2 separate regions of the Mus musculus genome follow, and region 1 is linked to region 2. Evidence: chromatin loops called from intact Hi-C (ENCODE). Cell type or tissue: left cerebral cortex. All regions are shown on one strand.

Region 1 (5,000 bases), 420 kb after region 2:
CCTAAAATCAATATCTAATTACAGATAGGCTTTCATCTACCAAATGGTTCAGGATACTTCTTCAAACGGTCAATTGAATTAACATAGATACTCAGGGGAATTACTACTAGTAGTAAGGACCCCAAGATGCTTCCATTTGTGGGACCTCATGTATTTATCTAAAGTAACTATAATAGTTCCCTATTGTACATATGAGAAAGCTGTTGTGAGCAATCACTAAGTGCAGGCCTGTTCAACTCCAGATCCAAGGATAATTATCCCCACTATATCCCCCGGGAAGGAGATATGGAGACCACACGAACGTTGACAGTTGCTTTTCACGATTCCACACACACACAAAAACGGGTAAGCCTTAAAGTTCTTCATGGGAAAATATGTCTCTTGTAGCTTGGGTGGCCAATACCTACTGGGAAAGAAAGGCTTAGCTAGCATTAAGGAAGGATGAAGGGGGCAGAGCAGGGTGGCAGGCCACATGGGCTAATAAGGGCCGAGTCCCAGCTACCATACTAACCAGCTGCACGCGTGTGTAAGCCTCCTCCAGCTCTGTGCCTCTGTTTCCTTGCCTGCAAGTTCTAAATTATGACGGTTTTAGTGAATAAATAACATTAAGTAGAGCTAAAAATCATGAAATTCTAAATGCCTATGGTTCATATTGTGTGTGTAAGTAGGCTCTGACTGGTTGTTTTGTGACGACAAAACACTATTTAGAATTTTGTTTGTTTATTTGTTTTAAAGCCTCCCTCTCTTGTCCCCTTAGTGTGCGTGTGCGTGTGTGTGTTCAGAAGACAGCTCTTAAGAGTTGGATACGGGGGCAGGGGGTGTATGTTGGGGATTTAGCTCAGTGATAAAGCATTTGCCTAGCAAGCGCAAGGCTCTGGGTTCAATCCTCAACTCTGGGAAAAAAAAATTTAAATTAAAAAAAAATAAAAAAGAGTTGGATAGGGAAGTAAACTCAGGTGTTCCGGGCTAAACCCGCACCCTGTTTGTTATCAGAAAAATGTGTGTTTAGTTTCAGGAAAGAAAACCAAACCAAAATCCGTGTCTGCTTGGGCACAACTATTCCGCTCAAATACCGAGACAACGCAGAGCAATGTTTACTTCCATGAGCCCCCTCAAAAGGAAGTAACAGACAGGATGCTGGGCCCAAATCTGAGTTATTTTTGAATTATCTGTCCGCGGGCATCTTTCTTCACGGGTTTGAGCCATCTCCAGATGATAGCGTCATCTCCAGCATGAGCCTATGGAAAGAGATCTCTGTACAAGGATGCCTATGCCAATCTCAACCAGTCTCCTCAGAAGCCATAGCGCTGTTAACCACGTGATAATGACTCGACTGTGACTAACAACAAGGCTTGTAAAGGGTTCAAGTGTGGCGAAAGCTAGTATCATTGCTGGGGGTAAATTCTGTCACTCACACCATGCTGGCTGGCTTGCGGAGGGCCAAAGGTTTGTACTCACTCAGGGGCAGAACTGAGCAACACTGCATTTCAGTAGAACCATTTTTAAACGACTATAAGGCTGAGTGAAGTCAATTTGTTAACAGTTTTAGAATGTAGTCAACTATTTTTCTTGAAAATAACGTCTTTTCTTTTCTTTTCTTTTCTTCCTTTCTTTCCTTCTTCTTCTTCTTCTTCTTCCTCTTCCTCTTCCTTCTTCCTTCTTCCTTCTTCCTTCTTCCTTCTTCCTTCTTCCTTCTTCTTCTTCTTCTTCTTCTTCTTCTTCTTCTTCTTCTTCTTCTTCTTCTTCTTCTCTTCTTCTTCTTCTTCTCCTTCTCCTTCTTCTTCTTTTCTCTTAAGGTAAGTTATCGCTATCTAATCTTTAGCCCGTGATCTCCAGGAATCAGTTCCCTTAGGCAGAGGCAGTTTAATGGGTGTTTATAGCTTCAGGATTTTAAGTCCAGATACCTGGTCTTCCTTGTTCGTACCTGATCCCTAACACCCAGTGCTGTGCGCCTGGCATATGGTAACCACGGGACCAACATCGTCTGTGGGGTTATTTAATAAACCAGGCTGAGGGACTGCACTTGAACAGGCAAAAGAAGCCGCATCAGAACGCATTTCTGAGACAGGATGTCTGGGTTTGCTAGCAATGGCTGTAGCACTCTCTGGTGGCGAGTGGTGAAACTACACTACAGAATGAGGACACGGAAAATCCAGCCCTGAGAACATTTTCTCAGTTTCTCTTCCCGTTCACAATTCGACATAGAGGGAGCATAGTAGGGCTGTGCTCGTTTATGCTATTATTTATGTCTTGGATATGGTGAACACAAAATTTAGAACGAATTAAATGTTCTCTGAGGCGTCTGGGAAAGGCAGTAAATAACGAAAACGAATGCAGCAGGAGAAATGGACGGATGGACCTCATTGTGACCATCTGTCAGCCAGTAAATTATTCAAGGTCTATATCCAGAAGCATCTGGGAAGGAGGCACAGTCACTGAAATTATCCTGCTCTGTTAATCTTGTTAATATCACAGATTTGTTCTTGTTATGGCCACTATCCTACATCATATATATTTGTGTTTATAAATATCACTTAATATCCCCTCTACTCTATTTTTGTTTATACTATCTTCTTCTTGCCTATAAGGCTTGTTAACTTACAGAGGCAAGTGTTTTCTTTCTTTCTTTTTTGTAAGAAAGAATATATTTGGCTGCTTCTTTCTACTTCATCCCACCCCCACCTCCGTCCCCACCCACCATGGCTCAGAAGCCAGTCGTGACTAACACAGTCCTAGAGTGACCTCTGGCTGCAATACGAACACACACAGGCTTTGAGCTCAGTCCTGAAAGGCCTCCAACAGTCACTTCCCAGGGTGTGAAAGGCGATGCATTTACAACCGTGATAAAAAGGGTGCTGTTTGCTGAGCCTTTTAGTGCCTTTATAATCTGGGAACTACTGGTTTCTCCATCATCTAGAAATGATACAACAGAAATCCCCTCTCCAAAATAAATTGCATGAGCCTATGAAATAGTCCATCAATTTACCCTATTAATTGTAAAGGTTTACCCTGTAAACATTTACCCTATAAACAGTGAAAGACCTGGTATGGAAAAGATTATTTCACGTTCTTAATCGGATAAACGTGACATGCAGAGCCAGTGAATAATGGAAAGTTACCTCTGGGGAGTGGCAGTGTTCCCTGTGGGGTCCATGGCCTGAAATTCCAGGATATCGGAAGTCACTTGCAAAGAAGGGTTTATGATGTAAAGGATGGTCTTATGGCTTAAGTCCTTCTGGCTAAATCGCTCGTGGATGAATTCACCTACAAGCAAGAAATAGATGGATCTCTCATGGATAATCAAATCAAACATCACTTGAGAATTAAAAAACCACACAGCTGTTTTGTTTCAAACAGATTTAAGGAATAGAGTGCCGGGCTGGGGGTTCTATTCAGGCGGTAGTACTTGCCTAGCATGCATAGAACACACCCAAAACCCTGTATGGAGGCATACACCTGGAACGCTAACACTTGAAATAAAGAGAAAGGATGATCCAAAGTTAAAGGCTGTGTTCTACTACATATCAAATTTGAGGCCAGCCGCTACCTGAGACCTTGTTTTAAAGAGAGAGAAAAAAAAGCCAAAGTCCATTTAAAGAAAATTAGCATTGTTGCACCCATGCTCAGATACAAATAAGATTGACTCAAATTCCTCTTTAAGTTTGCTTTGCTTTGGAGATACTTGCCTTATAATCCTAAACTAAAGAGAAAGGGAATGGGGAGTTAATAAAACCTGTCGCCTCTGCCATCCTGTTTAATGAGTTGTTGTGATCATTGCCTTCCTGAAGCAGAGCTAATATAAAATTTAGCAAAGCTATTAGGGGAAAAACCATATTTTTAAAAAAGCAGATGATATAATTGGGGATTCATACTAGGAGAAAGAAATTAATCTCAAATATCAATCTCACCCTGGCACTGTGTTCTGAATAAAACACAACATGAAAATAAAACAAAATAACAAGTCAGTGAAGAGTTCAGCTACTGTGTGTCAGGAGCTGTTTCTCCTTATGAAGATGAATTTAGAAGATTCAGCTTCAAACCCCTATTAGCAACAACATTGATTTATAAACTGAGTCTATCAGCAAGCCCTAGGGAGCACTCACCAAACGGGCCTACCTACACTTACCTGAGTTCCTCTTTAGCTCTGCCAGCAACTAGTAGTTTAAAATGAGGACTTACAAGGACTGAGATGGAAAGTACACCCGCCCCCCCAAAAAAGATGGAAAGTACCTGTTGTTGTGTTCTCCAGACGTCCGTACAATGGGCCTCGTAAAATCTTAAAGATGATCTGGTCATCCTCTGTGTCAGGGTCTGATGCCTTCAGCACACGGGAAGTGATGTAAATCCCATAGCAGCCATTTTTCAAGAGCCCCACTTGAGTAGGGGAGTGCAAGTGTGTGATACGGGGCGCTGCCTTGTCCAGCTGATCCACCTGAATCACCAACGTAGCGTTACACAAGGACTTCTCTCCCTATGCTACACAGGGCTTTCCTGGCTCAACAATAGTGAACTCCTCAACCCAGAGATCGCTTGGAGTCCTTATCTGTTGATTTCTGCCGAAGCCTGTCTTGTTCACCCTATCCTAACAAATACAGAGACAAGGGCCAAGGTTTCCTTTCCATCACAAACCTCCACCCAGCTTTATGATGTCCCCTGTCTGAATTTCCTTACAATATTAGCTTTATGAAGGGACATACCACACCTTCCCACCCAATGCCCATTCTTGCACACAGCACTATGCATGAACCATGACAGAAGCACAAGGAAAACACTAAAAATGACCCCAAAATTACATGGCAAATTTAACGTCAGCACCACGGAAAGATTTGCTGTGTTTAATGAACTACATAAACAGAATCCTAGGTTTTTACAAATGCCAAAGACCTTTCCCACATGCCTTTGCCCAAATGCCAAAGTGTTGAGAAGAAAAGCTGAAATAGTTCACTATAAAAATTATGCAAGTGATTATCTTTAGCCTGTATATTGTTCCACTAAGGCTG
Region 2 (5,000 bases):
GACCTCTGCTTTCTCTGGCTTCCCTCTGCACTTGTCAGCCACCTTCACTTTGAGAAACACCAAGGAGACAGATAGAAAGGATAGCTTACAAAGTATCTATGTTTTATAAAAGTAGGCTTCAAGTTGCTCTGCAGAAGTTTCTGATGCTGTCAAATGGGGAAAAAAAAAAAACACTTTGGTCCCTCTGTTCTCCCTTTCTTGCATTGGGAGCCATGAAAGGCCACCTACATTAATCTCAAAACCTGCCTGTGAAGTGCTCTCTCAACAACAGGGAGATCTGTTGCCATATTCCTAATCATCTCCTTGGACTATTCTCTGCTGCCACATTAGGGGAAATTGTCTTTTCTGACAGAAAGTTTGTTGAATTCTAAAAGAAAAGTCAGGGCTTCTAATGGGTTTTCAAAACCTAACTGTATATTTAAAAATACACGTTGTTACCCAGTCTAGGTCTTTCTCTGATCTCTAGAGAGGAGTTTGGTATCTCCTGATACTGATTTGTTTTGTTTTGTTTTGTTTCTTTCTTCTTTGTAAAGAAACTGCAGAGACAGATTGCAAAGCCTGGGCAAATTCAAGCAAGGCTTCTCCCAGCTTAACAATGCTGTCATTTCCAATGTACCCCACTACTTTTATTTTTTATCTCTTGCATGTGATTTGCAGGGAGGTTCAACAATCCCATAGCTGCATGGCTAGTATCAAGGTTTAAAAGCTAAACACAAAAGAGACAGATGACCTTCTGACCCCAGGAAGCAAGCTTGCAGAACTGCAGGTGTCCACTGTGTCATACCCAGGGACCTTTCTTTCCTCCAAGGATAGCCTGAAAAACATAGATTTATATCCACTAGTCACAACACCAAAACCCTCCCCCCCCCACCCACCCAAAAAATGCATATATAAACAGCCAGCAAGTGCTAAGACTGCCTGTGCATGATAGGAACTGCAGACTCACGCGCAGCTCTCTGAGCCCTTAAACTACTACTGTCAAATTAGGGGAGCAATTTTTCCCCACTGGAGAGTTCACAACTGGTTAGTTTCCCCCACCTACTGCCAGTCCTTTGCTTTTCAACTAAATAAATAACCTTGGACTTTTCTTCCCTCCTCTGGGAGCTGTTTGGTCTCCCCTGAGGACAAAACTAAATGAGAAAAAATGACGCTGTTAATAATGCCGCTGCTGAAATGCCTGTACTTAAGTATTAAAAAGAAATCCCACTAAGCAGGTCTGCATCCGGGACACAGTTGCAGGCTACCACTGTGAATGGGAACAGGGACCAGTCCAAAGGCCTCCATGTAGGTTCACTGGTCACAATTTCTCCACAGAAATGAATCCAGCACAATGAGAGATTTCCCAAGTTTGAAATCATTTGGTCCCGGGCTACAGAGTCAGCAGCTGGCCTGAAACTTTTGTCTGACTTATTCTGGAGTTTCAAAATTTCTGTCACAGTTGCCTGGCTGTGTGCACAGCACAGAGGTTCCATACACAGTGTATCTTTTCTGCTGATGCTGCAGGCTTGACCTTTTCTCAATAGATTCCCTTTAAAGTAAAACCCTACATCCTTTTATCTGGATGAGTAAACTTGCAGCTTGTCTGCATATATGCTGTGACCTATGAAGACACAGACGTTCAGAAAGGTCTGTCGAAAACACCCAAGTAGTCTTAACACTGTAGCATTAGAGGTGGCTACAGGCCATCTTAAACCTCTGTATTCCTTTTTCTGGTTCTCCTTTGAAAAGCTGCTGTTCTATTTCAAATCAAAATAATGCACAATAAGGGGATTTCTCCACCTACATTTCAAATGACAATATAAGAAGTTTAAAAAAAAAGAATATAAACAAGTGGGCCTAAACAAAGTATATATTCAGAAACAACAACAACAAAAAAAAAAAAAAATCCCTGAATGTATCCGAACACAGCAAGCTAGTAAATTTCAAATACTGTCAGGCTCTGTGATGCCACACAAGTCAACAAAGTTACAGATGTGTAACATTACATCCACTCAAAATTATGCTGCTGCTCAGCCTGACCATGTTAAAACTAAGCGGATGCCTGTGCTGTCTAAAGAATAAAAGGAATTTATTCTGCACATCAAACAATGAATCTGTCACCATTTATTGTATGAAACACTCAGCTAATCAATTTCCTGTTAAAATAGCTTTCAACAATACTCGGCTTTAAAATTCATCAGGGCCAGTAAAAACCTTTGCCCAGTGCAGAAGAATGCAGCCCTGACCACGGACGATAATTACCATTCTAATACTTTTATTGCCCAAGCGTTTTTTTTTTTTTTTCTGCGCTCCCCATCACTAGACAGGAATCTCCAGTATATTGTATCAGTGAGTCGGAGTGTTTGACCTTTGACCACATATGATTTAATAGGGACTTTTCAGCGCCTGCGCTCTCTCCATCCCTCATACCATTAAATAAAAACATTAAACCTCAGATGTAAAACTGGAAACCACAGCGTTTTTGCGTTTCACAACCCTTTGCAGTTTTTACTTAAGCTGCCCAAAGGTCAGCCTCTTAGCTTCACAACAGGCTTCCCAGTACAGTGAACACACCGGGAAGTCACTCATTCTGATTTTGATTAAATCTCCAGCCCCTCCTCACCGCCTCACGTGCACACATGCACCCTGCTTATTGACACGTGCATTCTTTCTAACCGCAGAAACATGCGGGTATGACTTTCTGGACTTATTCCACTTTAGGGCTGATTTAAATGTCTGTTCGAATATGGGTTCAAAAGTTAACGCCCCCCCCCTCCCGTTGGAAGTTATAGTTACAAAAGGGTGCTATGAGACCCGTTCAAAGAAAGTCAGTTAATCTTGTGTATTTTGGCGCCTTTTCTCTGCCAGCTACTGTACTTGAGGGGGAAAGGAAAACCTGGAGATCTTGTCTGTTCTGTCTCAAGTTCAATGGCAGTTCTTCCAACCAGGAGGGGAAGATGGCCATGTTCACAGACCTAATAATAATTCAGATCACGCCACCGCGGCATCTTGTGTCAAAGTCGAAACTGGCTTCCCCGCCCCCTTCAACCTGAAAGCTGCCAAGTCTTCACACACTCCGCATTCAACCACAACTTAATGGATGGGATATTGTGCATTAAAATGTGTCCCAGACTCTAGTCGAAGAGGACAAGGGAGAAGGCAGAGCCACAGACAAGCACACACAGATTTAGGCAGAGGGAGATCTTGGGCTAGGGCAGAAACCAGTGGGGTGGGAAAGACGCATTAACAGGAGCAGGAAGAAATCCATCATAATGCCCCCCCCGTTTTTTTTAAAGAGTTGGGGGTGCTGAAGGGAGAAGGGCTAACAATTCCTTACTGAAACGGGGTGTGGACGGACGAGTGAGCAAAACTTTAGAGAGACACCAATTTTAAAAGCTCTTTACACATCAATGGGAGCTAAGTAGAACTTTTTGCATTTGAAACTGCATTTTAAATAAGAATATAGAACAAAGAGGTACCTAGCGGTGAAGTAAGGTGCTTTCATTATAGAATAAAAATAAAAAAAGAACTGGACTATATGGGCAGCTAAGTATTATTTATAATTTTCCCCACAACAGTAAAGGGAGAGAGGGGGAAAGGAGAGCCAGATCGGGATGGGATGGGGTGGGTGGTGGTTTGCCGGGTTCCACACTGCTTGGATTTAGTATAATTCGCTCATTCCCGCCATAAGTGTGCTAAAGTTGTCAACGCTTAGAAAAGACGCATTTAGGTTAGTTCTGAAAATTCAACACCATCGTTCAATCTTTAAAACAACAATATGGCCTTGAGAAAAGGAGTAAAATAGTCGCTTTACACACAGGGACAGGAAATAAATTGTGCGCGTGGAGTTAGGCGGGAGCTTGCAAAGGACTAACACGAAATGCAAACAAGACGGATCCTTTGAAAGCCACATACCATCGCACTGCACTAAATAAAAGTCTGTACTGAACCCTGGGCCGCTGACTGAGTGTAGAAATTTGTTGTTGTTTTTGTGTCTCTTTTTGTGTTTAGAGGTTTGTTGTTGTTGTTGTTTGGGGTCTTTTTTTTTTTTTTTAAGCAATCCGACGTAGTCTGATACTGTTTAAAAGTATTTCTGCACCGCCACACTTCCTGGCCCAAGAAGAAAAGCAGGTACAGGTAAAGTCTGGAAGCAGGCTAAACACAGCTCCCGTTGCTCGCCCGGGCGGAAGACTCTCGGCCAATTCCCACGCCGTGTAATGTGTGTGTGTGAGTGTGTGTGTGTCGCAGTGCAGTGTGTGTGTCGCCGTGCAGTGAGTGTGTGTGAGTCTTGTGTGTATGTGTGTGTGTATATGCGCGCGCGCGCAATGTGAGTGTATGACTGTGTGTGTGCGCGCGTGTGTAGATTTTGTGTGTGTGTGCATGCGTGTGTGTGTGTGTGTGTGTGTGTGTGTGTGTGTGTGTGTCTGTCTGTCTGTCTGTCTGTCTGTCTGTCTGTCTGTCTGTCTGTGAGCGCGTACGTGCGTGCGTGCGTGCGTGCGTGCTCTAGGGCGCACGGTCTCGCGCGGGCCTCGCCGTGCTGGGATTGGCCTGGTCGCGCAGCCCGGGCCTCCCGCCCCGCAGCCCTGCCCCGCCCCGCCGGCCAGGGCGCGGGAAGCCGCTCTTCGCTTCCGCCCGGCGGCGGGAAGGCGCGAGGGGGGAGGAGCCACGAGAGGGCGGGACCTGTGCCGCGGTGGGCGTGGCGCCACTGGGCGGTGGAGCGGCAGGCAGTACCCGGCCCAGAGCCACTGGCTGTGGTTCCTTGCGGTTTCCCTCCACGTGGCCGGCGCTGCTGCTGCCCGGGCCTCGCTGGTTTCGTTGTAGACGGAGACCGAGAGCCCCCTCGCTCCACGGCCTTTGCTTTCAAGTGCTCGGACTTGGGTGTGCTTAGAAGGTGTGAAACATTGGCAGAGATGGGCAGTAGTAGGTAGGAGAGAAAGCAGAGAACTCCAACCCCACCCCCACTCTCTGTATCCAGAGGACATCGAATAGTGAGTGCATTAACGTTCACAAAAAGACAAAAA

What was found. Hi-C counts contacts between places; a loop is a spot of excess contacts. Peaks named below come from ENCODE experiments on the same cell type or tissue, not always from the same donor. Only the 100,000 strongest peaks of a DNase experiment are listed, where the experiment ranks them.
Region 1: it touches region 2 in a loop (4-fold over the local background); 3 of 42 quality-filtered maps call a loop at or near these places.

Annotation. Positions count from the first base shown.
Region 1 is chr4:82,931,742-82,936,741 of GRCm38, forward strand. Frem1 (Fras1 related extracellular matrix protein 1) reads right to left here. Exons shown (of 37, transcript NM_001198811.2): 26 at 4,231-4,432; 27 at 3,120-3,264. It overlaps Gm33260 (a long non-coding RNA gene), which reads left to right. Exons shown (of 3, transcript XR_390683.3): 2 at 243-345. Among named protein-coding and RNA genes, the nearest start is that of Gm33260, 11 kb to the left of the region's middle. In left cerebral cortex, CTCF peaks have their summits at 2,113 (motif pointing left) and 2,773; DNase peaks (open chromatin) are centred at 2,097 and 2,761; H3K4me3 peaks cover 745 bases; H3K27ac peaks cover 578 bases.
Region 2 is chr4:82,508,671-82,513,670 of GRCm38, forward strand. The region is part of intron 1 of Gm11266 (predicted gene 11266); the gene reads left to right. Among named protein-coding and RNA genes, the nearest start is that of Gm11266, 3.2 kb to the left of the region's middle. In left cerebral cortex, no CTCF peak of the experiment used is centred here; DNase peaks (open chromatin) are centred at 3,018, 3,808 and 4,625; H3K4me3 peaks cover 2,038 bases; H3K27ac peaks cover 4,060 bases.